Linked DNA regions of Homo sapiens: region 2 is linked to region 1. A link is a loop called in an ENCODE intact Hi-C map of the cell type or tissue named here. Cell type or tissue: lower leg skin. All regions are shown on one strand. Each heading gives the region's core, and the rest is flanking DNA. Links, peaks and the distances in the headings are about the cores only.

Region 1 (15,747 bases), core at 4,719-9,718:
GTGGGAAGAGGGGCTGTTGTTCCCAAACCTCAGCATCTAATAAATGAACAGACTGCACCAGGATGAATGGGCTTCCGTCTCAACCTTCCATAAGAACCCTTAGCACTGAGGCTTGATAGGGAGCTCTGTCGTCTTCAGGCAAAACTTCTTAGAATTCATCCCAACTGATTACTACATCCAGGTAAGAAGACTTATTGGATGAGAAATGTGTGCTGGGGATGTTCTTCCAGTTCTTGCTAACAGATGTGGAATGGTTACTGCTAAAGACTCATAACCTTGGCAGCTCTGCAAGAACTCAGCCTGTGCAAATGTGGGGGAAAGAGATTCTCATCCATATGAGATTTTCCATGGATTCATAATCTGAGACTGCTTGCTGAAACAAATGATCTGTTCGATGCCACTTGGGGGTAGCAGTTTTAATCATATGAGAAAATGGTGGCTGACAGTGAAATCTGAACCAGGAGTACAGAGCTCCCTGCATCCCCCACACCTTCCCCCAGCATCTGGACAGAGGCATTTGTTGTAAAAACTTACCTTACCCACTTGGTCCAGAACCAGGTCCTAATTCTGTCCAAAGTGATGGGTCCACCCCAGATGTTCTTCAGCTGCCTGTGTGTCCCTAGGTAGGATGTGGTTAGTGGGGAGACATACATGGGGTACCCCAGGGGCTGATCGCAGGAGGAGTTAATCAAGTTCCGCAGGACCTGCTTATTGTTCTGGATACTGCCGCGCTCCGGATTGCGGTTGCGAAGAAATATAAGCTCCTGCTGCTGCCCGGCCCAAAGTCCTCGGACGCATTCTTTGTTAACCTGCAGGTCAGAGAGGGAACGGGAAGAAAGGCAGAAGGCCTGTGTTTTCCAGTCTATTGGTTTTTTCTTTTTCTTTTTTTTTTTTTTTTTTGAGATAGAGTTTCGCTCTTGTTGCCCAGGCTGGAGTGCAATGGTGCAATCTCAGCTCACTGCAACCTCCGCCTCCCGGATTCAAGCAATTCTCTTGCCTCAGCCTCCCGAGTAGCTGGAATTACAGGCATGTGCCAACACACCTGGCTAATTTTGTATTTTTTAGTAGAGACGGGGTTTCTCCGTGTTGGTCAGGCTGGTCTCGAACTCTTGACCTCAGGTGATCCACACGCCTCGGCCAATCTATTGGTTTTTAACTACAATGAGAGAGCAGGGCTCTGGGACTGAATATCTGTGACTACAAAACTTTGGTGTAAAGCTCTTTTCACAGTTAAGCCAGAAGAGCCATCCTGCAAGACGGATATGATGCCATCTTCATGGGGAAACTGAGAGAGAATGCAGAGAAAGTAGTTTTTGTTTTCACTTAGTGATTTGAAGCTATATGAAAAGAGGAGCCATTGGGAATAAGGCCTTCGGATCCAGGAATGGTTTATGAGAGAAAGGTGTGGGTTCTAGAGAATAAAAAGTCTTTACAAATAAGCTATATCCTGACTCTCACTTACATGTGTGTCTACTGGGTCTTCTTGGCAAAGTCTGTGTCTGTGTGCTGGCTCTGTGAGGTGGAGGGTGATCCTGCCAGGGGAACACAGCACCCAGCCTGGCACCATGCCCTGCCCCACTTGCCAGCCAGCGCTCCTTCCAGAACATCCCTCTGAACAGAGGATGCTGGCACAGAGACTCCTGTGTCAGTGCCCCCCTGCCCACCACCATTCTATTTCTTCTCAGATAGAGAGACACGAGCCAACAGGGGACCCAGAAAGTGTGGCCGCCATACCTTGATCACCTTGAAGCTCAGGAAGCTTCTGTGGAGCATGATGACCTTGTACTCGTCGGCACCCTCGTCCACCACGTGCCGCAGGGTGAGCAGCTCTTCCTTGTTGGACAGCACTGCGCCCCGCCAGGCCGGGTCGCCCTCGTGGCAGATGACCACCTTCTTCTCGAAGGACTGGATGGCCTCGTAGAGGACTGCTGGGTCTTCATACTCGTCAGGGCAAGTGAACTGGTCCTGGTGGGAAGAAGTGTGGGTGTGGGCTGGGCAAGGACCAGAGGAACTCACCCCCAGGAAGCATGCAGATGGCAACTGGCCAGTGACCTCCAAAGCTAAGCTCTTTCCTCATCTTCCTCTCTCCTGTTCTTTTTCCAAATCCTGAGCTCGGCACAGAGGACACCTCTTTATCTCATTGCCCTAACCAATGGAATGTGCCTAGAAAAGAGCTTCATGGCTTAGGTTCCTCTGACCTTTAGATATAGTTTTAGATATAGGTTGGGCACTTTTGCTAAGTCATTGTCTCTGCACAATACCCATCTTTCTTCTAGTGGAATATCACCACCTCCTAGCCTAGCTGCTCTTGAGGGCAAATCACCATTGGCTAAAGTCAAGACTATCTGGACGGCTTCAATGCTTAGTTACCTAAGTAATAAACCCACTTACAGTGCTGTGCAGAGAAAGGAGACCATATTTTTAAAGGCCATTTTTTCCCCTAAAGTTTCAGGCTGATCCTTTTTCTTTTTTTTTCCCCAAGAGACAGGGTCTTGCACTGTCACCCAGGCTGGAGTGCAGTGGCGCAATCATAGATCACTGCAGCCTGAAACTCCCGGGCTCAAGCTATCCTCCCACCTTAACCTCCCGAGTAGCTGAGCGATAGTTTTTTCTAAAAAAATAGGTTTGGCCAGGTGCAGTGGCTCACGCCTGTAATCCCAGCACTTTGGGAGGCTAAGGCGGGCAGATCACTTAAGGTCGGGAGTTCGAGATCAGCCTGACCAACATGGAGAAACCCCATTTCTACTACAAATACAAAATTAGCTGGGCATGGTGGCACATGCCTGTAATCCCAGCTACTTGGGAGGCTGTGGCAGGAGAATCGCTTGAACCCGGGAGGTGGAGGTTGTGGTGAGCCGAGATTGTGCCATTGCACCCCAGCCTGGGCAACAAGAGCGAAACTCCATCTCATAAATAAATAAATAAATAAATAAATAAATAAATAAATAAATAAAATAGGTTTTTACCTGGTGAAGTTTCAGGGACATCCTGATAGCTGGAGCTACAACTTTATGCAGTAGGTCCATGTCAGCAAATACCCACTCGTCACGTGCTGTTATTCTGAAGTCACCTTTGAAGAGGACATGGAGGCCATACAGGAAAGAATCCAGGCTGCAAAACAAAGTCCTATTACTATGGAACAAATTTCAGAATCCTGTCATTGTGAGCAAAGTTTGAGTCTCCCATTTGTCTAAGAATTATCTTAACATTTAGGCTGATATAGCAAGAAAATGAAGATAACAGGACTCATCCCAGTGCACCTAGTGCCTACCCCTACAGCCCATGTTTGGGCCCTCATAAGTGCTAGTGTCATGGCGTGGGCGTTGTCTTCAGTCATTTTAGGAGCCACCAAAGTACTTAATCACTGGATGTGACACTAGGATTCCAGGTCAGAACTGGCCTCACGTGTCCACTCAAAGTTAGAGTGCTAAAACACAGTTTCATCTACCCCAATGAAACCCCAGAGACGACCAGCTCCCCAGAGACGATGATGCTAACCGTGGAGTAATGCAGGAGACTTTCTTCTTCTTCTTTGCATTTCTATGTATCATTCTGGGGCTATGTCATTGGATTCAACCACAATATGGAGAGAGGAAATAAAACTAAATTAAATGTCAAATGGGTCATTTAGGTTCTCAGAGAACATGCATTTCCCAATCCCACCATTTTTTTTAATGATGAGAGGAAGAGGCGGAAGAGTGAGGCTTAAGAGGAAAGATTAAGCAACTTCAACAAAGTCTCAGGATACAAAATCAATGTGCAAAAATCACAAGCATTCATATACACCAATAATAGACAAACAGAGAGCCAAATAATGAGTGAACTCCCATTCACAATTGCTACAAAGAGAATAAAATACCTAGGAATACAACTTACAAGGGATGTGAAGGGCCTCTTCAAGGAGAACTACAAACCACTGCTTAAGGAAATAAGAGAGGACACAAACAAATGGAAAAACATTCCATGCTCATGGATAGGAGAATCAATATTGTGAAAATGGCCATACTGCCCGAAGTAATTTATAGATTCAATGCTATCCCCATCAAGCTACCACTGACTTTCTTCACAGAATTAGAAAAAAATATTTTAATTTCATATGGAACCAGAAAAGAGACTGTATAGCCAATACAATCCTAAGCAAAAAGAACAAAGCTGGAGGCATCACGCTACCTGACTTCAAACTATACTACAAGGCTACAGTAACCAAAACAGCATGGTACTGGTACCAAAACAGATACATAGACCAATGGAACAGAACAGAGGCCTCAGAAATAATGCCACACATTTACAACCATCTGATCTTTGACAAACCTGACAAAAACAAGCAATGGGGAAAGGATTCCCTATTTAATAAATGGTATTGGGAAAACTGGCTAGCCATACGCAGAAAACTGAAACTGGACCCCTTCCTTACACCTTATACAAAAATTAATTCAAGATGGATTAAAGACTTAAATGTTAGACCTAAAACCATAAAAATCTTAGAAGAAAACCTAGGCAATACCATTCAGGACATAGGCATGGGCAAAGACTTCATGACTAAAACAGCAAAAGCAATGGCAACAAAACCCAAAATTGACAAATGGGATCTAATTAAACCAAAGAGCTTCTGCACAGCAAAAGAAACTACCATCAGAGTGAACAGGCAACCTACAGAATGGGAGAAAATTTTTGCAATCTGTCTATCTGACAAAGGGCTAATATCCAGAATCTACAAGGAACTTAAACAAATTTATAAGAAAAAAACAACCCCATCAAAAAGTGAGCAAAGGATATGAACAGATACTTCTCAAAAGAAGACATTTATGCGGCCAACAAACATATGAAAAACAGCTCATCATCACTGGTCATCAGAGAAATGCAAATCAAAACCACAATTAGATACCATCTCACACCAGTTAGAATGGCAATCATTAAAAAGTCAGGAAACAACAGATGCTGGAGAGGATATGGAGAAATACAGACGCTTTTACACTGTTAGTGGGAGTGTAAATTAGTTCAACCATTGTGGAAGACAGTGTGGCGATTCCTCAAGGATCTAGAACCAGAAATACCATTTGACCCAGCAATCCCATTACTGGGTATATACCCAAAGGATTATAAATCATTCCACTATAAAGACACATGCACACGTATGTTTACTGCAGCGCTATTCACAACAGCAAAGACTTGGAACCAACCCAAATGCCCATCAATGATAGACTGGATAAAGAAAATGTGGCATATATACACCATGGAATACTATGAAGCCATAAAAAAGGATGAGTTCATGTCCTTTGCAGGGACATGGATGAAGCTGGAAACCATCATTCTCAACAAAGTAACACAAGAACAGAAAACCAAACACTGCATGTTCTCACTCGTAAGTGGGACCTGAACAACGAGAACACATGAACACAGGGAGGGGAACATCACACACCGGGGCCTGTTGGAGGGTGAGGGGGCTAGAGGAGGGATAGCATTAGGAGAAATAACTAATGTAGATGACGGATTGATGGGTGCAGCAAACCACCATGGTACGTGTATACCTGCACGTTCTGCACATGTATCCCAGAACTTAAAGTATAATTAAAAAAAAAAAGAATTCAATTCCATTGTCTTTCATATTTGGCCAACACTCGATTATATAAAAATTATAGTTCCACACACTTATGTATTTTTTTAAAAAAGAGGGATCTTTCAAGATTATCCGGGTGTTCAGGTTCCTAGGTTTTTCCTGCCGTGCTTCCATTTCCCACACATCACTGAGTGTTGCCAGGATGGAGAACAGGGGTATCACCCAAGGGAAATCTCTCAGAGCCTGGGGCCTTTAAATTTTGGATGAACCTGGGGAGTAGGTTTGGGAAAGCAACTCATCCTACATTCCTAGGAGAGGAAGAACAGTTTCTCCTTTTTTTTTTTTGCTTTGTTTTCTTTCTATAAATATTCTCTATCACGGCCACCTCTTACAACCCTGGTCTCTCACATCCCCAAGAGGTAGTTACGAGGCAAGTACAAGAAACAGCGTCCCTGACAGGGCCGGCCTGGGACAGGATGAACAGGGCATGTGTGTGAAGGGAGTCTCTGAGGACGGCTGCTCCTAAGGATTTAATGAGTTGGCTCACTGAGCAAGGCTTCTGATTCAACACAGCGCATTAGACCTGCACATCAGGGAAATAGTTCCACTGATTGCTATTTTAGCATTTCAACGTGAAATGTACCACTATCATTAATATCTAGGACTCCCTTGAGAAAGAGGCCGCTGAGGCTTCAAGGCTTCAGAGCAGACTGCGGGAAACAGGAACAGCCAGGGGCTGGTCAGGTGGGGTTCGGGGTGCTGTGGCCTAGAGGAGCCTGGAATCTTCCAGAAAAGGATCCAAGAAGCTATCAAAAGCTTTCTGGGGCCGTGAGCTTTAGCAACTGCCTAGGAGGCACCAAGAAGGCTGTTTTACAACAGCAGAGTCAGGCTGCAGGTAGGCTGATGCCGAGAGTGGAGGCTTCGAAACATGAATAATGACCGCTACCTGCTCTCAAAAGAAAACATTTGGAAATGCTCACAGCATCAGATAGGAGCTAAGTGCTAAAATGAGAGAGCTAACTCCTGAAAAATGGGTGGGATTTATTCAGGAAAGGATTCGGAGGGTCATGATACTTGCTCAGAATGGCCTGGCATATGCATAAGAGAAAAAGCTTTCTCCAGATGTAGAGATGGGGATAGTGGAAAAGGAAGATTAACACCCAGACACCCAGAGCAACATCCACAGACAAAAGAGAAGAGCCAGGAATCGCAGGCATCAGCCTAGTGTTTGCCCAGCTGCGTGTGCCCGGCAGCCGTCAAGTGCTCACTCAGCAGCAGGAGAAAGGCAGCCTCCACAGGAGCCTCTCTAAGAGGCTTGAGTTCCATCAAAGGCCACCAACAATGGATATTTTCCCTGTCATTTCTATTTTCAGAGAAAATGAGACATTGTGGTGCTTCATGCTATTCCATTATTGAAATGATTCTCAATGTAGAAAACAAACTCTGAGTTAGAATTCCACTAGATCAGGGAAATTATCCACAGCACCTTAGAGATCAAGGCATCCTAAAAGGAAGGTGTTTCATTACCTGGCTTTTTTCCCCCTGAGAGAATGAAGAGGGGAAGGTGGTGAGCTGTGACAAGCCAAGCGGGGGTGGCGGGCAGCAGAGGTCCGCAGGACACCTGCAGTGCATTTCTGTTTTGGAGCTTCACAGGGCTATGTCTTTTCAAAGCTCTATGGAGAAATGACAGGCTCCCACCCTCAGGCCAACAGCTGGAGCTGGGCTTTTATTACTGGGAAATAGTGTTGCATCTGAGTCATTGAAGGTTGGCCTTCCTGGGGACTAAAACAGCCCCCACTCGCACGCCTGTGGAGGATGTCAGTGAAGCAGGTCATCTTATCATAGTCGGTCAGCTGGGAAGTCAGTGGCGTGGGATTCCACAGGGGCAGAGAGGGCAGGCAGGGCCCTGAAAAAACTCGGCACATGTGTAATCATGTGTTAGGGGAGCAGGTCCACACATAGAAGACCAAAGACTATGGCAATGAGATAACCAGGCACCAGCTTCCATGGCACCATGGAAGTGCTAAATACTGTCATAAATAAAAACAGCATTAGAAAAATGTCACGCTTTCAGATGACGATGAGGAGCTAACACTTGAGGACATTTCCTTTTTAACTGGAAAAAGCTGGAGTGTACTGCGTAGGCTGTAACTGCGCTACTCGGCACAGAATGAACCCATCACTTGCTGTCCTTCTGGTTCCTCACCCACTTCATATGACATAGCTGGTGGCTGTGCATGTAGAGGGGAGGCTGGGGCCTCAGTGCAAAGCACAATTGTTTACAACCTTCCTGGAAATGGCTGTTCTCTGGCTGGAGGCTGGGGCCATTTCCACGATGCCCAGGACAGCCCCCACCACAAAGAACCATACAGCTCAAAATGTCTACAGTGCTGCTGCTGAGAAACCCTGCTTTTTCAGAGAGACAGAGTAGCAGTGGAGGAGAAGGGCTCCAAGTATTGGACAATGGGGTCCTTATCTTAAGTCTTAATGAACCTTGGGATGCAGAGAGAAACAGCTCTAATGTGGGGATAGTTTCTGCAGGACTCACAGGGGGATCTCCAGCACAATGACTGATTTGTTTAGTTAATTTCCAAACAGGCCTGTACATACTATGTTATTTACAGATTAGCATTGTGAAGCGCCTTCTGCTGCCACGCACTGCCATAAATGGAACGCTTGTAGAACATATGTAAACAATTAAGTGTGATTTGCAGGCTGGGTGTCCCATGTTTACTGATTAGTAACAGAAATACTCAGAGTGTGTGTGCCCATCTACCTTAGTCACTGTCCCAGGCTCAGATAGCATCTCCACCTTGGGTACTGCAGCAAGCTCTCTTCATGTGTGCCTTATTCCTCTCTGTGGAACCCAGCAACCATACACTGGTTTCGCAGTCAATCCCATGCTCCTGACCACACTCTCCTGCTGCAATTCCCCAAACAAAAACAATGATCCAAAGGCATGTACAGTCGCACATGCCTGTAGTCTCAGCGACGTGGAAGGCTGATGTGGGGAGTTCAAGGATGTAGTGCATTCTGACAGCACCTGCGAGTAGCCATTGTACTCCAGCTTGGCAACTAGATGACTAGCACCATCTCTGAGCAACTAAAAGTGAAACAGAAGGAGACACCTTCCATTTGTATGGTGACTTGTGGGTCACTAAGCGCTTTCCATTCCATAGGCTCCTCTCATTCTCACGGATGCATGATGTAATTATTACAACCCTTTCATATGAGAAGAAACAGGCCAGAAAAAGTGGAGAAAGAGAGTAAGATGGGTGGGAGCAAATACTCAGAATCTGATGTCACACTGAAGAAGCACAGGAGAAAACCCACAGCTGCTTCCAGGCCACCTACCTCTCTAGCAAACATGGAGTTGCTTTTATAATGTGTAACTGGAGTCATCTTCTTCTTTTTTTATTTATTTTTTTGAGACGGAGTCTCTCTCTGTTGCCCAGGCTGGAGTGCCGTGGCGTGATCTCAACTCACTGCAACCTCCACCTCCCAGGTTCAAATGATTCTCGCACCTCAGCCTCCCGAGTAGCTGGGATTACAGGCACCTGCCACCATGCCCGGCTAATTTTTTTGTATTTTTAGTAGAGACGGGGTTTCACCATGTTGGCCAGGCTAGTCTTGAAATCCTGACCTCAAGAGATCCACCCACCTCAGCCTCCCTGAGCAGTTGGGATTACAGGCACCTGCCACCATGCCCGGCTATTTTTTTTTGTATTTTTAGTAGAGACAGGGTTTCACCACATTGGCCAGGCTAGTCTCGAACTCCTGACCTCAAGAGATCCACCCACCTCAGCCTCCCAAAGTGCTGAGATTACAGGCGTGAGCCACCGTGCCCAGCCCTGAGTCATCTTCTTAAAGGCCTTCTCAGCTGTGTGAGAATGAACTCATCCCTTTAAAGGCTTCAGTTGAGCCACAATACTGAAAGCACTGTGAGTATAATTCTTGAACTCACCCCCATCTCACCCTCCTAATTGGTATGTATACCCTGCACAGACCCTGAATTGAGAGTGTATTAATACTGCTTTCATGAACTCTTTATCCAAGAAGTTACTCCATTGGCTCTAAAATCAAGACAACCTTTGGTTGGGATCCCAGCTCTCTCCTACCTGGTAAAGAACATTCAGAAAGAACACTCGGTAAAGAACACGTGATGTCCCCCAAATAGCTCCAAGGTGCTTCACTTCCTCTAGAGTTCGGGTGCTACACTGAGAAGCGGCATATGGACCTACAGGGTTGGAGGGATGGGAGCCAGGAGCTCCAAACTGAAGCTTAAATCTTGGTTCTGATACTTGTCTCTTGCCCTCATTGTCATCAATTTCTTTCTGTGTTCACTCATAAGATCAATTACTGCCAGGCATATTTAGAGGCTTGGTGAGGGTCTTGCTAGGAATTTCTTTCCATGGGGGACCCAGTGCACAAGTGGGGTCTGCAGACAATGGGTGCCTGTTGGTGAGGGGGTGGGACAATTCCAAATACACCCCAGTGTCCAGTGTTCACCTTGTCCTATGGGATCAAAGCCTGTGTCTTCAATGACACAGTGGATGTGTCCAAGTAAGCTGGGCACGGAGGGTGCACAGTGGCAGCAACTCCTATCGGAAAAGCACTGGGCTGGCAGGAAAGGGCAAGATGCCATCCCAGGGTTGAAGCATCCCTGAGGTCAGGCCACCCAGAGCATCAGAGCCATGATGCCTGTAGCAGGTGCTGTCAGCAGCTCTCAGCATCACAACCTAGCACAGGACAGGTCCACAAGGAAGCGTGCATAGGTGAGAAGGTGGATGCCCTGGAGCAGCTGGGCCACCCCAGGGAAGTGTCCATGCAGAGCTGGGGGGAGTGTGGTGCGTTCCTGCACAGCAGATGGAGATTAACTGCTGGGAGATGTTGTGGACAGCGGGACAGTGTGGCCAGTAGGAGCAAGGACTCTGGAGTCTGGGCATGACTCTATGGTGAGACTCGCACAAATCACTTCTCTGTGTTTCAGAAATCCCAGCTGCAAAATCGAGCCAATAATACCTATCTCATCATCTCTCATGCCTTCAGAGAAGACGAAATGCATTAACTCTCCTAACTTGCATTAGCACTCTGCCCAGTACCTAGTGGGCACCGCTGTAAGTGTTCACTGATACTGTTATTGTTATTTTCACCCCTGAACTAGTATATTTCAGCAATTAATATCCAGGCCACCTTGGCTTCAGATATAAACTAAGCACATTTGAATTGCAGAATCTCATATAATCACTGGAAATAAATTATGTTGGCTAAAGGATTTCAGTGATATTGGTGATATTGCTTCAAATAAATCATAAGTGTGAAATAATAATTAACAAAATAGAAATAACTAAAATGCAAAATTTAATTAAAAATATATTTGTAAAGTAGTTTGACCTCATGATGTTTTAACAGCAATAGTTCTCTGCTCGGAGGCTCCACATCAAGCGGATCAACTACTATTGTCTGGTGCAAAATCCTTCATAAGCCCGGCCTGATGACCAGGGTTGGGCTGGCTGTAGAAGAATTAATCACTCAGCAGCTTGTTGAAAATCACAGATTTCCAAATCCAAGATCTAGAGAGTCCATGTCACTGGTTTGCGATGGAGCTTGGGGTCTGTATTCTGATCAAGCTCCCTCTGTGATTCTGAGGTTTGGACTCATGGGACCAGAGAACCTGGGGTCTCCTAAAGATGGCAAGACATTTCAGAGAAGCAGGGAGCTGGAACCTGGAGGAGAGCCCATACGCCAGGCCCAGGTGGGAGGGGCTTTGCCACACTGCATTAGAATTTAAGGTCCCAGAAACTTCTGCTCCTTTGTAGGCTATCATTTTTTCCCCCTATGCTTTAGACTTACATATTTTTCTCATGTTCCAAGATTGTGATTTTAGCTTGATAACATGATTTTAATCTCCTAGGTCAGATATTGCATCCTGTTTACTTTATCAGATTCTGATTTCTGAGTTTCCTTAGTCTGGCAAGTGGACCTTAATTTCCCTTTACAAGATGACCCACTGTGACATGACAGCTGGCCCCCGTGGGGGCCTCATCTCCAGTGGAAGCTCAGGAGGAGAAGTTGAGATGATGTCTTGGATTTCTGAAGAGAATATTTCCTCAACACGCTGTGGGTGGGAGGAGTGGGTAGATGGTAGATGGAGTGACCTCAGACCACAACAGTGACCTCCTGCAACAAGGCAGCATGCCACAGCTTGGCAGAGCACACTTCAGTCTGGCTTGTCTCCCTATCACTTTTCAAGATCAAATTTGCTTTAAATTTTCTATCCTCTTGGAAGCTTACTCTACTCTGAGTCAGTAAATTTTCTTTTACAAACAAACCTGTTGCTTCTATAAAATGCAGCCATCTTCTCCTAACCTCGAAGGATGGAACATCAGCTAGAATCCACCTCATCACCTTTCATGTATTTGAAGACAGTAATCAAACCATCTCATACTCTGTGGTCAGTGAAACTATTTTGACTTCCTACTAAAACATCCCATTATATCTAGATGGCTTTCTTCAGTGGGAGACACAGTTTTCCAAGAAGGTATGTCCCAAACCTTAAATCTAAAAAATATAAGTGTCTTCTTGTCACATCCATATGAACCCATTCCATCTCCATAACATATCAACATTTTATTTAAAGACAATTTATATAAAGGTAGTCTTTTGCTCACTTACATTTGGCATCTCATTTAAGATGAATTTCAATGTACTCATCCTCCCTAATTTTGCATGCATATATTTTTCTTTCTTCAGGACTATCCATCAAATCTATGTCAGTTTTGTAAAGTCAAGACATTTCCCCCAACAAATTGGTCAAGTGAAGCATATGTTTAAGACCTGCCTGGAGAGTCAGTGTTCACCATCACCTGATGTGCTTTAGCACTAACTATGTAACAATGACTTGTTGGGTCTCCTACAGTACACCTAAGGACATACTCCCCATTTTAAAGTTATACAACCATATAGCACATATGCAAACACACAATTATGAGCCATTCTTACTTTGCACATGAATATAATCATACTAAAAGATTAGCAAATTGAATCCATCATTGTATAAAAACAATAATATATCATGACCAAGTAGAGCTTATTTCAGAATTGTAAGCATGTTTCAACATGAGGAAATCTACTAATGTAATACAACATTAATATATTAAAGAAGAAGAATAATATCACCCAAATTATGCCCCCCAATTCTATACAAATTCAACATCCTTTCTTGATAAAGCTTTAGCAAGCTAGGAAAAGAAGAAAACTCCCTGCCTTCATAACAGTGGTTTCATAGAAAACCTAAACCAAACCCCATTTTAAAAATTAATTTTAATTTTAAGTTCCGTGGTACATGTGCAGGACGTGCACATGTTCTGGAGAAAAGAATGCTGCACAGAGAGGCCAAGAAGAATCTGAGCAGACTAGCCTTGCTGGGTTTAGGTAATGCCCTTTTTGTCCAATCACATTTCTGCACAGCTGTCCAAGCTTTAATCATGGACAACCAATGACGCTCCATAAAAAGCCCAAAGGACACAGTTCTGGGAGCTTCTAGAGAGCTGAACATGTGCAGGTAGATAGGAAGGTGAAGAAGAATTCATCCACCTGCCTGGAAAGTGGCACACCCCAACTTCACAGGGATGGAAGCTCCTGTGCTCGAGACCCTTCCAGACCTGGCCCTATGCATCTCTTCATCTGGCTGTTTATTTGTATCCTTTAAAATATCCTTCATAATAAACTAGTAAACGTGTTTCCCTGGATTCTGTGAACTGCTCTAGCAAATTCATTGACCCCAAAGAGGGAATTGTGGGACCCCTCATGTAGAAGCCAGTCAGAAGTTCAGGTGGCCCAGACTTGTGGGCCTCAACCTTCAACCTGTGGGTTCTGACACCATCTCTGGTTAGTGTCAGAAGTGAACTGGAGGACAGTTCACCACAGAAGTGGTGCTTGCTTGCAGGAAGAAATCCCACATATATTGGGGCCACAGAAGTCTTCTGTGTTGATGACTGTTGTTTTTGTGTGAGAAGAGAGGAAAAACATGGTTTGAGAGTTTTTCCCTAAACAGTATCTATAAAAATTATGTGTAAAATTTGAGCTCTGTAGACTATTTTTTTCAAGTCAAACTATTTATGGCACCCTAGCAGATTCAATAGAAATCCCAGCTGTTGGTTGAAGAGCGGTGGGGCCCTGCCAGGCTCCAACCTCCCCTCCCACTGCATCCTCCACCCCAATCCCCAGGCATATCCAACTAGGTCAGAACTTCATGACTTCAGACCATGGGCTTAGGGTGGGATGTAAAAGAAGTTGTCTTTTGTAAGTGAAAAAACTGAAAGGAAAGCGTCTTGGAGGATCTTTCTATGTGGTGGAACCTCTCGGTGAAGTGAACCAGTCCCAAATAGTCAAGTGTTTCCCTAGAATACTGAGAGGATTCTCCCCAGAGTTACCTCATCACCATGTCTGCAGCAAGTAGAGTTGACATTGAGTATGAGAAACTATCTGAAATAAAGGAAATTCCATCAAAACAAAGTTTAAAAAAGCAGCTGGTAAGCATGGTGTTTAATTAAAGAAAAAGAAATAAGGCAGACCAAACAAGAAACGCCTGGATCAGGAATATCTGAACAAGTTACACAAAGAACAAGACTGAAAAAGCTTTTGAAAATGCCTTAGATATGAACTGAGATAATATTTGCAACTTGAAGTTTATAAAACATTTCAAATTGATCCAACAAAAGAGCTTATTTTAATCATCTTCCCAGGTGCTACGAATATCTCAAGAGTCATTTTGTGATTTCAAGTGCAAGATCCTATGAAGCCCTTCTCAAACACTGTTCTCTGCTTACAGTTTAATAAGGAGCCCGATCTTAGGGGCCACATCACAATGTTTTATGAAGCCCACAGAGGAGTCATCTGTTAGACCTGCGGCAATCATCAAGCTTAGTCCCAGATGGCCACAAAGAGAATGCCCTGAGTCCAGTGTGAGACTGAGTCAGGTAAGAGGACAGGGAGAGACCAGAGGCCAGCCAGCTCCTCCCCAGGAGATTGGCCTAAAATAGGCATTAACATGAGACTTTAAGGGTCAGAGTTTTGGTATTTCTCACCTGTAAAAACGATCATGAAATTCTGAGACGTGGGAGTTGAAAGAGTAGTTGATATCACAAATCCTAACTACCCTTGGTTCTTACTTGTCCCTCTTGGTGACTCCAGGCTACTGCCTCCAGAGGAAAATGAAAAGCGCTGCCAGCCACACACTTTACCCTTTATCAATTCACAACTCTTACTTGATGATACCTCCCAACAACTTGCCACCAGTGTAGACTCACAGCTGCCCCTTTCAAGAAGGACATTTGGAAACACAGTCAACAAGGCTCCCTGGGCTTGGTTACCTGACAGCCCAGAACTGTGACAGTTGCTAAACAAATAGACAGGTGGGTTTTGCCCTTAACAAGCTTACAATCCCACCTAACGTCACAAAACTCACTCAAGTCAATATCAAAAGAACCTCTTTTGTAGAGCACCATCAATAATATAATATAGACACAATGAAGCAAGTCCAAGTAGAAACAATCCCAGACGGGCAGAGGCTAAGTAGAGGCCCCCTTTCTTCTCTAAGCTCCCTAGGTTTGTGTTCTCAACCTTGGCTGCCCACTGACATCACCTGAGAGCTTTTGAAACTTGGGATGTGTGGTCCCACCCACAGAGGTGCTGATGGAATTGATTAAATATCCTGGGAATCAGGATATTTAAAAGCCTGACAGGAGGTTTTAACGTGCACGTGGGGTTGAGAACCACTCATCAAGGTGATTCCACTTTGTGGGCAGACAGAGTTCAGCACCACAGCCCATAGTGCTAAAAAAGGGGACATCTGTGCAATGGCCACTGATTTGGGTGATTTGAAGCTGACTGATGAAATTTTAAGAGCAGTTTGGCATGAGTACTGTTTCTTTGGTGGACAACATCACCCGAGTGACACAGGGTGCCAAAGAGCCAGCAGAGTTTGATTTTGTTTCTGTTCTTTAAAAAGACAGACGTGAGCTATTTACCCACTGAGGGGAGAGACCCAGTAGAGAAAGGGTTTGAAAAACAGAAGGGGCATCCAATTCATCAAAGCTCCAAGGAGACGGGGTGAAGTAGGGTCTGGACTAGAGCTCAGATGTGAGGATTTTCTTTTATGAAGACAATTAGGGGAAAGGGACCTAACA
Region 2 (15,747 bases), core at 4,738-9,737, 53 kb after region 1:
GATGGGAATGTAAATTAGTCTAGCCACTGTGGAAAGCAGTTTGGAGATTTCTCAAAGCACTTTAAATCAGAACTACCTTTCAACTCAGCAATCCCATTACCGGGTATATATACTCAAATAAAATAAATCGTTATACCAAACAGACACATGCACTCATATGTTCACTGCAGCACTATTCACAATAGCAATGACATGGAATCAACCTAGGTGCCCATCAACAGTAGACTGGATAAAGAAAATGGGGGTACATATACACCATGGAATACTATGCAGCCATAAAGAAAAATAAAATCATGTCCTTTGCAGCAACGTAGATGCAGTTGGATGCCATTATCCTAAGCAAATTAATGCAGGAATAGAAAACCAAATACCAGATGTTCTCACTTATAAAAGGGAGCTAAACGTTTGGTACTAATGGACATACAGAAGGCAACAATAGACACTGGGGACTGGTAGACATTGCAGGTAGAAAAGGGGACAAAGGTTGAAAAACTGTTGAGTCCTATGAGCAGTACCTCAGTGATGGGACCAATCATACCTCATATCTCAGCATCACACAATATATCCATGTAACAAACCTGCATATGTACCCCCAAATCTAAAATGAAAATTGAAATTATATTTAAAAAGGAATATACTAAAATAAAAGAACTTTTAAGAAAAGCTCTCAAAAGAGCTGAGATTCAGAAATTCAGAGAGCAGGACAGTTCTATTGTATTATTGCACTGAAGACACTTATTTCCACCATCTCTCGTGACATTTTCTGGCATCTGTGCTAAATGTAGGGGAATTATCCCTTCTGTGATTACTCTATAGAGTTTTATCACTAGTTCCCTGTTCAATAACCTTCTCCAAACTAAGCCCCCTAAATTAGATTCTTAAAATTCAGAAAAGTGCACGGAATGCACACCTAAAACACAGAACCTACCACTCTAGAAAAAAAATATTTCGTAAACATTTATTTAGGAATGTGAAAAGGCATGGATATTCACAAAACTAATGCTAGAGATTCTCATCCAAAGAACCGAGATAACTGATCATCTTTAGATAATGGTGTTCAATCTGGGAAAACATGACAACTTGTTTTTGGCTAAAAGATGTCCTTTTGTCACAGTGAGGGTTTGAACAGGTATGAATTGGCTCCTGCTCACCTTTCTAGCATTACCTATAACCACTTCCAAACTACCTGCTGAGAACTACATCGGATGACTTGGTGCTTCTTTGTCATCACATCTGCTGCTCCTTAGCAGGTAAGGCCCTTCCTCTTTCTCCTCCATTGAGCTGACCCAGACTCCAACCTGACACCAGTGCCTCTCCTCTGGTCCTTAACCTGGCCCTTGCAGGACACTGTCATAACATTCATTTCATGCGATACTCATTTCACATGAGCTCCTTCCATACCTGTCTTCTCTGTGAGGCTCCCAGCATCTTAAGGTGGGGGCTTCATTTCTGTATTCTTGGTACCTACACTAGTGCATGACATGTAATCAGTGCTAAATAAATGTCTCCTGAATAACTAAGAGACTGTATGTACTAGCTACTTGCATATTCACCTGAATGCCTCCACCACCAGACCAAAAAGTCCTTCCAGGCTTCCCTGTTTTAGTAAACACACCTCTGCCCATGCAGACACTCGATCTAGAAACTTGGGGGGCACACAGAGCCTCCCCTCTTACTCACCCCTAACAGCTAGCCCTTCTGATTCCACCTCCCAGTCTCTGGGCACTTCCCTGTCTCTGCCATCATCTGCTTGGGTGTCCACAATGCAGTCCTAAATGGTTTCCCTGCTTCTACTTTTGTCTTCCCCCAGTATATTCTCCACACAGCCACCAGACCAATCTCTTAAAGTGTAGAGAGGGTCAACCATTCCCTCCTCCAGAGTCCCTACATGGTTCCCCATAACATAGAGAATAACATATAGTCCCTGACACTGGCGGGGAGATCTCACATTACTGGGCTTCCAGCTGCCTCATGTCAAGTTGCCGCAAGCGCTGGTCAGCCCTAGTCACTTGAGTCCTCCCAGATGCCAGGAGTGCTCTGAGATGCCGCCTGACTCATGCACTTAGCAGGTATCAGTCCCTGCACTGGGGACATTCTTCCTCCTGCTCTCCTCTCCAGGCCCTCCTCGACCATCCCATTGAATGTGGCACCTCCTCACCCTCATCCTCTGCAGTGACTTTGGGTTCCAGAACCCTATTTACTTCTTTCATAGCACCTGCTCCAAGCTATAATAAGTTTGTCTGTTTACTTGTTTACTTTAGGTGTCTCTCACTGGGGGTAAGCTTCATGGTGATAAGACTCTTTTATGTCACGTGTCCATTGCATCTCCAGTATTGAAACACTGCCTGATACAGAGGAGATGTTCAGAAAACATGCAATGAGTAAAGGAATAAACAACATAGGAGAAGGCAACAGGTACATCACTTATGCCACTTTCTGCATCCCGCATAACTCCAGCTCCTCATTTGCGGGAAAACTGGAGTTATACTTTCAAGATTCAGGCAGACTCAATAACCATAAAGCAATGAGGATTCATGAAGTGCCTTCTACATGATCTCATTTAAACCACACAGCAACATTATAAGGCAGCCATTCTCATTATTATTATTTTGCAGATAGGAAAGAAAAGCTCTAAGACCTTAAATGATTTGCACGCAACAGATCCCAACACCTGTGACCCACAGAACAAGGTCGGGCTGACTCCATTTGGAACCCCAAATGATGTTCCCCACAACCTCCTGTGGCTTCTGAGTTTTTCCCAGAAGGATTAAAATCAATATCCTGATTTGCTAATAAAACCAATGTCCTGGTTTGCTAATCCACAAGTTTACATGCCATTCTATGTTTTATGTTTTTATTCCTTCAGATGACTGTAGTTTATTTATATCAAGGTAGTGGTGGCAAGCTCACTTTCAGTAGGAAGACATTAAGTTTTTCCTGTTTAACAGTGACTTCTTCCTAAAGTTTTGCTTGATAATTAACTCAAGCAACCAACTTTCAACAGTTTCTACAATGAAGAAATTCTTACCTCGGAATTCCAGTCCTCGAAGTTGAAAGGTGACAAGACCATTTCCAATTTCAATCAGGTGAACAAAGGCATTGAGGTCATCTGAAGCCAAAATAAAGCAATCGCCAGAGCTGTAGTTGCCCCAACGTCCAAGAACTAAGTCTCCACAGAGGGACTCCTGGAGGGTCCTTGTCAAGTGTTCATAAAAAATGGAATTGAGATTGTTGTCATCATTCCCTAAAGGCAGACAAGAAATATGATCAGTGAATGCCTACTCCTTGCTGTGTATCCAGACCTAGGAAACAGTGAGTTGTCATCTGATTAAGGGTAAAATCAGACTCTTTATATACATAAAAGAGGAAAGATGTGTTCTTCCCACATTTTAGTGGATTATATGAGACCCTCCAATTTTTTCCCTCAATATTCTCTCTGTGTAATTTATAGGCCATAAGCAGCATCGATTTATATATATGTGCTATAATATATAATACAAACAATCATTGCTAGTATTATTTGTTAAATACAAATAAATATTTGACATATTATATAACATATAAGTTATTATACTATATATAAATGGATACCATTTGTTCTTAAACTATATATAAATTAAAAATTCAGGTTTATTGAAGAATAATTTGTGTAGGGTAAAATTCATCCATTTTAGTGTACTATTCTATGAGTCTTGAAAAATGCACATAGTCATATAACCAGCGCTTAGAATAATGCATTCATCTGTTGTATATATGAGTGTGTTCTGTTTCACCTTTGAGTAGTATCCCTCTGTATGCATGTGCTACAGTTTGTTTATCCATTCAGCTGCTGAAGGACACTTGGGTTGTTTCCAGTTTTGGTGATTATGGGTAAAACCACTACCAAGAGTCATGAACAGGAGTTTGTGTGAATATGACTCTCCCCATTTCTCTTGAGTAAATGCTTAGGAGCAGGACTGCTGTTCTCCAAAGTGGCTGTACCCTATTTGCATTTCCCCAGCAGTGATTGAGAGCTCTAATTCTGCATCCTTGCCAGGACTTGGAATTGTCCACTGTTGCTTGTTTGTTTAACTTTGGCCATTTTAATTGGGTGGATAATGACATCCAAGGAAGGGTGAAGGAGGAAGCAGCAAAGAAGATGGAATGATGGAATACCTTGCTTCCCGGTGGACAGCCAGGGGTGCGTGTTGAGTGGGGGTGAAATTAGGAGTGCGTAGTGCATTTCCTATATCCTCCCTGCTGAGCCCTGACTCTTTTCCCTCCTTTCATGGGATCTCTCAAGATGAGGGATATAAGATTTTTTAAAGAGAAGATTGGATAACATGGGAAGTCTTCCTGGTCTGTGGTCCTGTGGGTGGAGTAAGCATTGGGAGAAGCCTAGGCAAAATGTTCACGTTCATGACTTTTATTCTAGGAGTAGCTTTTCTTTGGGAGAGGAAATTATGGCTCTGGAAAGCCATAGGCATAGTTGTCCTAAACAGGAAACGCCTAAAGCAAAACTCAATGCTCCCTCCTGGATCGTCTATTTGAGTGGAGACAGACATTCGGGGAGGACAGGGATGAAGACTGCAGATCTGACCGAAGCATCCCTGCTTTGTATCCATGGGAACTGGGGCAAAATCAGGGTGCGGAAGGCAGGGAGTGGTACAAGAAGGTGAAGATGCCCCAAGTGCGCTTACATAAGGAAGATCACCAATCCACCTCTAAGAAATCTACAGAATAACACTATCAAATTATGAGTATCTTTGCTGGCCACTCATGACAGTTGAAAGCTGAATCAAAACTAGAGCATTTATAACTTAATTATGATTAATGGAAAGAAACTGTTCTGTGGGCTGACTCATGCCATGTAGTCTAATAATGTATCAGTATGCTTAATCTTCTATGCAGATGAAGCCTCCTTGACCTGCACTGTATTCATTTTCTCTAATGAAGCAGCACGCATCCTGAGACACTAATTAAAGACACCTTTCAGTCTCTGGCACTTTGAAAGGAAAGGCCTGAATGAGAGAATTAGCCTTTGCTTAATTGTTGAAACTGTTCAATATTTAAATAAAACAAAACAATTGAAATCACTAAAAGTAGAGATTCAACTCAGGGCATCTTTTTAGAACACATTGACCACACATTTGCATAATTAGATTAAAATGAGACAGCAACTATGATTAACTAACAGCACAATGTGCTTGGGAAACTGTCCCTCTGCCTTGTATCAATAGCCTTGTAACATCACAGTCCCACAGCTGCACCTCAGAGATATCAGTACCTCTCCTCCCTCATTGTACTGACATAAAGTTCAACAAAAAATAAGCTTCTCTCTCCAGGTATCTCAAATTTCGAATTTTGATTTCGAATTAATCATGTAGATGCAATTCAAATATAGATAATGAGCACGATACAATTGTTCCTAGACAGATTTTGGGTCACAAAGAAGGGAGTGAGGAGGACAAAAATAGAGAACAGTTAAAATTTGCATTCTAATATGAGGAAAGAAGAAATAGAATGGTTAAAAAAGGAGATTGATTATGGAAAGAAAAAAGTAAAATAATTTTCTAGCAGGTACATCCTTTCATAGCTTAATGTTGACCAAAGTTTCTGAAACCTTCTAGATCCTGGATCATGGAATGCTTTACCTTTAAGGATATTATCATGCTGATGTTTTTCCAAAGAATTTTTTTTTCCTAAAAGACGAATCTCAAGGTTTATAGTCTGTGTTTGAGGTTTACTGCACACGAACTAAAATGTCTTGATTAACAGGGGTATGCAATACTGAGCAAGGTCCTAATCAATTCTAAATAGCGGAGCAATGCATTGTCAAACCAAATCAGGTTGCTTGATCACTCTACCTGCACAGTTTTATTCCACATTCAGCAGATTAACTAAGATGTGCATTGTCTCCACAATGAGTACAGAGTGAGTATTTAATTCTTCCTTTTGAGAATCCATCCATACAACAATAAATAGTTGAAAAAGAGAGAAGAGATCTTCTTACCTGGATCTCTTTCAATTTGGACTGCCAGTCTTGTGTTGGAATTATCCACTCGCCTTGTACTAGAAGAGGCCACAAAAGGGTAAAAGGTCATGATTAGATCCCCCCAAGCAGAAGAGTTGGTTTATAGAACCAGCTGCATGAGTGGAAAATGCAAAGGTGACAGATCTCACAGGTTAAGACGATTGCTGTAGTTTTACCACACTGCAGGAAGAGAGGAGTCTCATGATAAGAGATAGAGGGAGCAGTACAAGAAACACATGGAAGGGAGAGATGAGTAGCTCTCTGATTTGGAGAGAACGGTCTTGTGTCTTAATCAATTTGGAGCACCAGATCTGCAAAATCAAAGCAAGTATTTAGGCTGAGCACGGTGGCTCATGCCTGTAATCCCAACACTTAGGGAGGCTGAGGCAGGCAGATCATTTGAAGTCAGGAGCTTGGTACCAGTCTGGCAAACAGTGTGAAACTCCATCTCTACTAAAAATACAAAAAGATTAGCCATGTGTGGTGGCACACTCCTATAATCTCAGCTACTTGGGAGGCTGAACTTGAATCCAGGAGGCCGAGGTCGCAGTGAGCCGAGATTGCACCACTGCACTCCAACCTGGGTGACAGAGCAAGACTCAAAAAAAAAAAAGCAAGTGTTTAAACTGCCAATGTAATGCTACCCACTTTCAGAACTTGAGAACAGTGTCCACAAAGGTATCTTTCTCTTCAAATTGATTTCAGGAAATGGTGGTGAGTAGTCAACGTCTCCACCACCTGCTTTCAAGAGTGGGGTATACTCTTATAGACCTTTCTTAGGTTGAACCATGAGAATGAAAGCTCTCGGATCATCTGCAGCCATGGTAACAAGTGGCCACTAGAACCAGCTTTGAACCTATTCCATCATGTAAACACCCCTCAGTGCACAGCTTTTGTAAGGCAGCCAGTCCATGACAACCCCTGGCTTCTGAGAGTTAGCCGACTCACTGCAGACTTGAGGGGCAACTGATGAATAACAGGCTTTTCAAGTAACCACCTATACAGATGCCATCAACCCATGTATGCCTCCAAAACCTCACCAGTCCTTGAACTCCACACATCCCCAAAACCCTTTGTAAGTGCAGCGATCTGCTCTCTTGGAGAGGCTATGCCAGCCTACCTTTGTCCTTTTATTTCCAACAATGAGTGGCGGTCTTTAAAGAATGAAATATGAAATTGACATCAGGCCTATGAAATTGACGATAGTCAACTGTTTATTATCACCTACAAAATGGCAATTTCATATGGTTAAATCTGATATATTCGCCATTAAGAAAGGGCTTCCACAAATATATCAGCATCACACATAGGGTTTACTTAAGGATTTGGGCATAATGAAGGTCCCACTGACAATTGTAGAAAGCCTGGTCTTGAACACATCTGGCTCCTGCTTTTTCTTTTTCTTTTCTTTTCTTTTTTTTTTTTTTTTTTTGAGATGGAGTCTCGCTCTGTCACCAGGATGGAGTGCAGCAGTGCAATCTCGGCTCATGGCAACCTCCGCCTCCTGGGTTCAAGCGATTGTCCTGCCTCAGCCTTCCCAGTAGCTGGGATTACAGACATGCGCCACATGCCCAGCTAATTTTTGTATTCTTAGTAGAGACGGGGTTTTACCATGTTGACCAGGATGGTCTCGCTCTCTCGACCTCATGATCCACCTGCCTTGGCCTCCCAAAGTGCTGGGATTACAGGTGTGAGTCACAGCGCCTGGCCAGCTCCTGCCTTTTCTATCACTCCACCCTTTGCTTTCTTTGCTCCAAGCCTGTTGGTTTTCCTTTTCCACCCCTTCAGCATGCCCAGACCTCTTAGTCCTGTCATTCCTTCCTCTCCAGTATCCTTTGCAAATGTTCCCTCTACTTAGGGATCCCTTTCCATTCCCACTCATTTTTCCTCATTGACTCCTCTCATCCTTCAAGTCTCAGCTCAAGTATCACCTTCTCAGGGAAGCTGCCTTGACTCCTGTGCTGCTTGAGATTCCTTTGTCATGTTCTCTTTCACATGTTGTACCTGTACCTCTCTTTTGGAGCACCTGTCAAGGCTAACATCAATCATAACAATGGCAGCTAACATTTATGTAGCACTTGCTTGTGTCATGTGCCTGTTCTAAGTACTTTATATGTATTGGCTTATTATTGCCTCAAAACTACCCTCTGAGGTAGGTACTCATTATACCCATTCTCACGGCGGATGAGGCAGAGGCACAGAGAAATTAAATAGAGTGCTCAAGGTCACAGATCTAACAGGTGGCACAGCCAGAATATGACCTAGGGAGGCTGGCTTAGGAGCCTTTACTTTACACCACATCATACATCTCTTTGTGTAATTATCTGATGATATCTGACTCTTACATCAGTCCCTAAGTACCATGAGAGTAAGTTTGTTGCTCACAACTGGCACATAGTAGTCACTCAATAAATATTTGCAGAATAAATTATTGAATGGTCAAAGATAAGGCTACTTCTGAAGTTCTTGTCCTTATAATATTTGCTAAGAAGAAACAAGACTAGCTGCCAGTCAATGCTGCATATGTGGCTTATGTTTAAACATGATCATTGACATATTCTGTATAATTTAATAAATGAAAAGCACTTGTCAGAAATGGTGCTTAAGAAGAAACCTAAGAATGCAGCCTTCTTTTGTGAACTTGTCTTTTGGGAATAAAAACAGATAAAAAGATATTTGGTTGGAACTATAATTTGAATAAATGAAAAGGCTTGTCTTCAGAAAAAAAAAGTATTCTTTCTTTTCATGTATGTCTTAGACATTTGGGAACCATCTAGGCAAGATCCTGTTGAGTTCTGTGATGCTACGGATGGATTGGAGAGAAGAAATACTGTGTTACATTTCAGAAAGGCTGTGAACCCAAGTATGCTGTTCTATTACAGCTTTAGTTTTCCTTACAAATACTCTCATAGCAGCTTTGAAAAATGAAAGATCTCAGGGTAGCAGAAAATCCAGCAACCAACAAAATTCTTTTTAATGAAGGCTGAAGTCCCACGTCTGCATAGTTAGTCCCTAAATGGAATTTTAATTTCACCTTAAGACCTACCACAAATGGAATTTTCAAGCAGCAGAATAAACAACTTTTAAAGGAGGATTAAGACAAAAGAAAATCATTTACTAAACTCCTTAGGGAACTAAAACACCTTCTAAAACTATGTTCACTGGAAAGCTATCTTTTCAGAAGCCTATAGAACACAGTCTAAATTCTGATGAGCAATAACTAAGTTAAGCTGCCTGTGTACCCCCAGGACCTCTGGCTCTCCACACATTCTCTAAGAGGGTGGACTGTCAGCCACACTGGGTAATTTGAGTTTTCTCCAGTGCTTTCCTCCTGTAAATTTGGTGCTTACCCCTCAAAGGTGCTAATTAGCTCAGTAATTGGATTTCTGCCTTAACTGTCCAATCAAATGAACATCAGCTCTGTAGCTCAAAGAGGAAACAGGGCTTATAGCTCACTCCCCAATCTCAGTGGGAACATGCAATCCTGGTACACATTAGGCATGCGTCTGCATGCATGGTCTTCCTAGCACTTGCCTGACAAAGTCACTGTGCATTGCTGGCTAATGCTGTCCTGAGCACTACAGAACAAGAGTCGTATAACAGGACTCTCCAGAGAAGCGGACTTACTGAGAAGCACCCCTCTTTTATGTTAATACAAAATGCAGAGAGCAGAGCTGGCTTCTTCCCTTCAAACTTGGCCTTTCCACCCCATGGCCAGTCTCTCTAAGTCAAGCACCTTCTCTCTCAGTTTCATCTGAACAACTTAAATAATTTAAAAGTAATTTTCTATATTGATAATGCTTCAAATTCCCCTTTGTCAGTACACACAGTCTATGGTAAAAGTTGTCTTATTTTTTGGTGAGGAAATACTGCTGGCCGGAGTGAGAAGTTTGGTGGGGGTCTGTTCATATAGCAAATCCAAGACAGAGTTAAAAATAGACTGTAATTCTATTCATAGGCAGACCAACCTTAAAGAAATCTGGACAATGAAAAGGCAGCCAGAGTTTAAATACAGGGGTACTGTCTCCTTTAAAATTGATTATATGCACAAGGTACAGCTAGGTTTGTTTTTCTGCCCTTAATTGCTGCTGCTACTAACAATCGTATTAGCTCTTGCAAAGTCAATGGCACTCTGCTGTCACCACGCAGCTCAGAATGATTTGGCACGAGACATTTCCTGAGGACATACTGCTGTACACCCATCAGGGTGAGCACTGCCTCGGATCAGCGCCTTCAGGTGACCTCCAGCCTTACTGGGCCTGGGTTTTGACTTTTCATACATTTGCCCTCCAAGACCACAAACAGCTCAGTTTGGCTGTTTCTTTTTTCAGGTTTGGCAGATGGTCTTGAATAAAAATGGTTATGAGTGCTGGGTGCTTTCCTTCTACTGGATTTTGATCTGAATTTTCAGTACTTTGAAGGTTTTGAGCAACCAACAACTTTGAGTTTAAAGAAAGTTTTGTTGGTTTTTTTCTTTATATTTATTTTTGTTGTTATTGTTTTGTATTTGTTTTTGTTTTTTTTGAGACAGAGTCTTACTCTGTCGCCCAGGCTGGAGTGCAGTGGTGCGATCTTGGCTCACTGCAACCTCCGCCTCCTGGGTTCAAGCGATTCCCCTGCCTCAGCCTCCCGAGTAGCTGGGATCACAGGCATGCACCACTACGCCCAGCTAATTTTTGTATTTTTAGTAGAGATGGGGTTTCACCATGTTGGCCAGGCTGGTCTCAAACTCCTGACCTCAGGTGATCCACCTGCCTCGGCCTCCCAAAGTGCTGGGATTACAGGCATGAGCCACTGCGCCTAGCCCCTTTCTTTGTATTTTACCCAGTTTTCTTTAGCTGCCCTCACTGGGGAAAATTGGTTGTAAACACCTAGCATGTCATTACTAGAAATTGAACTACTATTGTAGTTTGTAAGAACTATGAAAGTGAGCTCCTTTTTAATTGCCTAATATATAATCAGTGTTTCTTCATATCCCATGGGCACCTGAAAAGGTTTTTTTCATTTTCTATATGTATATGTGTTTGTGCATGTGTGTATATATTCTGTAGTATATATTGAAGTTACATTATGTTATTTATTTCTTCTATATGCTTATCTAATTTTTGATCACTTGATGGGTCATGAACTAAGAAAAGTGAGTCACATTTTCTACCACTACTGTGTTTCTATTTTTTAAATAAAATTTCTTTTTTTCCATATAAGTTTTGCTACGTGACTTAATGCATTGATATTCATAGCTTATATTTTCATTGTGAATTTTAGTCTTTGGCATTATAAAATGTTTTTAATCCTAATGGCTTTTGCCCCAAATACATCTGTGTTCAATATTAAGCCACAACAGTAGCTTTAATTTGTTTGCACTTGCCTAATGCTTTCACTTATTCTTTGATTTTCAGCTGTTCCAAGTCACCATATTTAAGGTATGTCTTTTCGCTGGGTGTCCAGGCAGATGTATTTGGTCATATTCCATCTTCATAGTTTATGTTATTATGCTAATTGTATTGTTTCTTTGATTTTTAAACACATTACACTATAGTCTGATTATAAAATTATAAAGACAATTCTACAGAATCAGAAATAATAAGGCAATACTATGAACAACTTTGTGCCAATAAATTTGAAAACATAAATGAAATAGGTAATCCCCTACAAAGCTGTAACATACTAAAAGTAACTCCAGAATAAAAACAAAAGAAGAGGCCGGGCACGGTGGCTCATGCCTGTAATCCCAGCAATTTGGGAGGCTGAGGTGGGTGGATCATTTGAGGTCAGGAGTTTCAAGACCAGCCTGGCCAACACAGTGAAACCCTGTCTCTACTAAAAATATGAAAATTAGCAGGGTGTGGTGGCACACCCTTGTAATCCCAGCTACTCGGAAGGTGGAGGCAGGAGAATCTCTTGAACCTGGGAGGCGAGGCTGCAGTGAGCCAAGATTGTACCACTGTACTCCAGCCTGGGAGACAGAGCAAGACTCTGTCTTCAACAACAACAACAACGAAGAAGAATAGCCCTGTAATTATTGAACAAATAGAATGAGTAGTTAAATAAATACCAAACATACAAAAATATACACATTTGATGAGAATGATTGTTTTAAAAAAGGGAAAAAAGGTAAAGGAGAAAGAGAGGCAGGGAGAGAGAATGAGAGTGGGGGAGAGAAAAGAGAGCTAATAAAAGTTAACCATACTGAAAAATAGGAGTACAACTACATATTACTCCATTGTTGCTGTATAGAATTCTTCTATTGGTCATACATACTGTTATTAATTAGTATCCATTCTTTCTGTTGCTTCTGAATACTTTAAAGATCTTTTTTGATATTAGTGCTGTGAAACCTCACTATTTTGTGTAGAAATGTGAATTTATTTTAGTTTATTATGGTCATGACTTAGATTCCTGAAATTGAGGATTCATGTCTTTCATCAATTTTGAAAATTTTCTATTATTTTCTCTTAAAACTGTGCTTCTCCCTATTTGTTTTATGCCTTCTTCCAGGAACTTCTAGACTTCTAGTTGACATCTTTCATTTTGTCCTCTAAGTCTCTTAACCTCCCTGGAATATTTCCCATTTCTTTATCTTTCTCTGCTGCATTCTGGCCAGTTTTCTTAGATTGACTGCTTTCTAGTTTAGCTGTGTTTAATTTACTATTTAACTTGTCTATTACAGTATACATTTTAATGACTATATGCATTTATTTTTATAAGCCATTTGTTCCAATTTGTCTTTTTTTTCATAACATCTTGGCCTTTTAGTTTTATTTCTTCTTATACAACTTTTTATTCTAAATATATATATGATTATTTCTTTACTTATCTTTAGTTTTGGAGAGTCGAAATCTGCTATTTATTTTATTTCCTGGTTCTTGTTCACAGTGAATATTTTTCTTTTGTATTGCGTAGTACTGGATTGAGAGCTCCTTTCCAGTCAGTTTTTATTGTGGAATTAGTTGAAGATATGTCATGTCCTTTAAGAATAATTTTACACTGGCTTCATCAGCAACTCTAGGGGTTTTACACACCAGTACCATTTTTGTGTTAACTTCTCAATGTGACAATTTCCAAATATGGGTAGTATCGTTTTGAACTCCAAGCCCGCATGTGACAAAAGATTAGTATTGTCCATTCACAATGGAGACTTGTCCCCACTCTTCCCTCTCTCTGACCAGTTGAGATTTCTTGTTCCTTCTCTGTGTTGGGTGTTTCACTTCTTCACTGATGGGGAAGACCTTCAGGGCTACAGCTTTATGTGGAAGTCTTAGTTGAAACTTTCTGCTTCTGTAGGACTAACGCTTCATCACCTAGCCTGGCATAGATTTTAAAATGTCAGTCCCTATGTTACTGAGACTCACAGCCCCGACCCACCACCCACCCCATTCTTCCCAGGCAGTGATAGTGGGTTTTGCTGTTTTCTGCTCCCTCTTTCTTTCTAGCCCTTGGGAATTTTCCAACTTTATTATTATGCTCAAACATGTATCTAGGAGGAATTTTACCATCTATCATTTTTTGATACTTTTAGCAGGTATAAAAGTTTTGAGATTATCTAGTCTGCTACATCTCTGGAACTGAAAACTTCTAAACCAGATTTTCATAAAGAAAAGATAATACAAGTTAGCCATACTGAAAAAATAGGAGTACAACCACATATTACTCCACTGTTGCTGTGTAGAAGTCTTCTACTGATCTTTGTGAATTTTAGTCTTAGTTATACAACTTTTCAAAGTAATTAATTATTAAGTTAAAAAACTAAAATTTTTTTTTCATTTTATGTTTATAAAGCTTGCTGAGTTTTATACCACTCTCTCCACAAGGATCTTATCATGACAGGGTCTGAATCAACATTTTTTCTCTCTGTTTACATTCCCTCAGTGCTTTTCTGGTTTCTTCTATTATCCTATAGATAAACTGTAAAATACACTCGGCAACCACACTGTGTTCAGCCTACCTCAAGGTGAAGTTTCTAAGATTCTGTGTAAACATACATGTGTGCTCACAGGCAGCCATATGGACATAATGAGGCAATTCTCTTACCTCCTAATGTTATTGTAAAAGTCTATTTCCTGAAAGTCTATTTGAGGCCTGCAATGAAAGAATACCCTATACAGAATACTGGTATCCAACATATTATGTTTTCATCATACCATATGAAACTGCAGTAGAGAAAGCTAAGCACGAATAAGAACAATGAATACATGCAGATTGGTTGTATTCTTCCGGAAATATGGAGTTGGTGTATTTTTCCTTATTCCTCTACTTGGTACAACGAAAACCCTGGATTTTACATGTTATAAAAACACCTTCTGAAAGGTAAAAGGAAAAAGTAGAGCATCTGGGCATCATGGGATCCAAGGAAAAACACTGTGGTGAGTTTCTCTGTTTTTATTTTTGCCTCACGTAGCCCAGAAACACCTACAGAAGCAAAAGAAAAAAAAAAAGCATCAACAAACCCCTGATCTGTCTAGCCTGAAAGTCAGGAAAGGCGCAGGCTAAAAAGACAGAAAATTGTAGGTCATAACCTCTCTGTAACAGCCAAATACCACAGATAAAACCATAGCCCTATGCCTATCTGTATCAGTGATAGCAGCAGAAGGGAGACAAATTCCTAGGCAGATAGGGGTGGGTCCCTGGTGAAACCCAACCTTCAAACCAAAGACAAATTAAAGCCTGAAAACCAAGCTGCCAGTTCTAGATAAAGTCCCCAACTGCAGTGAGAACTTCCTCCATGCCTTTCAGCCAATTGAATGGTGCTTTTTGACCAATCAGCATGCACTCCCCCATTCCGAGCCCATAAAAACCCTGGACTCAGCCACACTTTGGGACTACCCACCTTTGGGTAGGGGGTACCCACTTAGGGTCCTCTTTCTGCTGAGAGCTGTTCCGTCACTCAGTAAAACTCTTCTCTGCCTTACTCAGTCTCTGATTGTCTACATAACCTCATTCTTCTCAGACACAGGACAAAATCCTGGGACCCACCAAATGGCAGGTGTGAAAAGCACTGTCACACATCTCTGACCAGCTCACTGAGCTGTGGGCAGTGACATGCTCCTGTTCACTGGACCATGGGAAAGAAGAGCTGTGATCCTTCTGGGGGCCCAGACCTCCAGGCTTCCTGAGCCAGAGCTGTGACAAAGCTATAACACCCCCTTGGGGCTTTTTCTGGTTGCTGGCATCTCTGAGTTTTTAGGTGCCACCATATTCCCCTCATCCAGCGAGGGCACTTAAGGCAGAAGCTGCCTGTGGTATGCCTAGTCCAGCTGCAGCCTCACATGAAGGAGGCATCTGTGCTGGCATCTGGAGCTGCCTGCCCAGCCCCACTGCAGCAGCCTGTGTGCCTGGCTGTGCACTGTGGTCAGACCTCACACCCACTTGCACACACACCCTTCACCATTTTACCCAGGATATGGGATCCAGGCCAGTAGCGCAAACCAAGCACGGCCTGCTGGGCTGAATGGGTGGAGCCTGGTGAAGTGGCCTCCCAAAGAATCCTGTGTCACCAGCAAAGACTGAGTGAGGAACCTAGACTTCCTCCCTTGCCAGGCAATAATGAGGTGCCTCTTCCCCTCCTGTTGAGATGGTGCCAAAAGAGACTGAGTTCAGACTTTCATAATTTTCCTGGGTAAGGAGGCCACATGGGGAGCAGTAATGAGGTACCACTATCCCTCCCATTCAGGAAAGTATCAATAAAGGCTTAGTGGGGAATCTGAACTCCCACCCCCTATCAAGCAATAACAAGA

The links. Peaks named below come from ENCODE experiments on the same cell type or tissue, not always from the same donor. Only the 100,000 strongest peaks of a DNase experiment are listed, where the experiment ranks them.
Region 2: a loop joins it to region 1, with 14 times the contacts of the local background. A loop is called at or near these places in 1 of 110 quality-filtered maps.

Annotation. Positions count from the first base shown.
Region 1 is chr1:232,998,571-233,014,317 of GRCh38, forward strand. It overlaps PCNX2 (pecanex 2), which reads right to left. Exons shown (of 34, transcript NM_014801.4): 29 at 2,967-3,111; 30 at 1,735-1,965; 31 at 535-809. Among named protein-coding and RNA genes, the nearest start is that of NTPCR, 56 kb to the left of the region's middle. In lower leg skin, for the core only: no CTCF peak of the experiment used is centred there; DNase peaks (open chromatin) are centred at 5,411 and 7,271.
Region 2 is chr1:233,051,240-233,066,986 of GRCh38, forward strand. It overlaps PCNX2 (pecanex 2), which reads right to left. Exons shown (of 34, transcript NM_014801.4): 24 at 5,993-6,051; 25 at 3,029-3,244. Among named protein-coding and RNA genes, the nearest start is that of NTPCR, 110 kb to the left of the region's middle. In lower leg skin, for the core only: no CTCF peak of the experiment used is centred there; no DNase peak of the experiment used is centred there.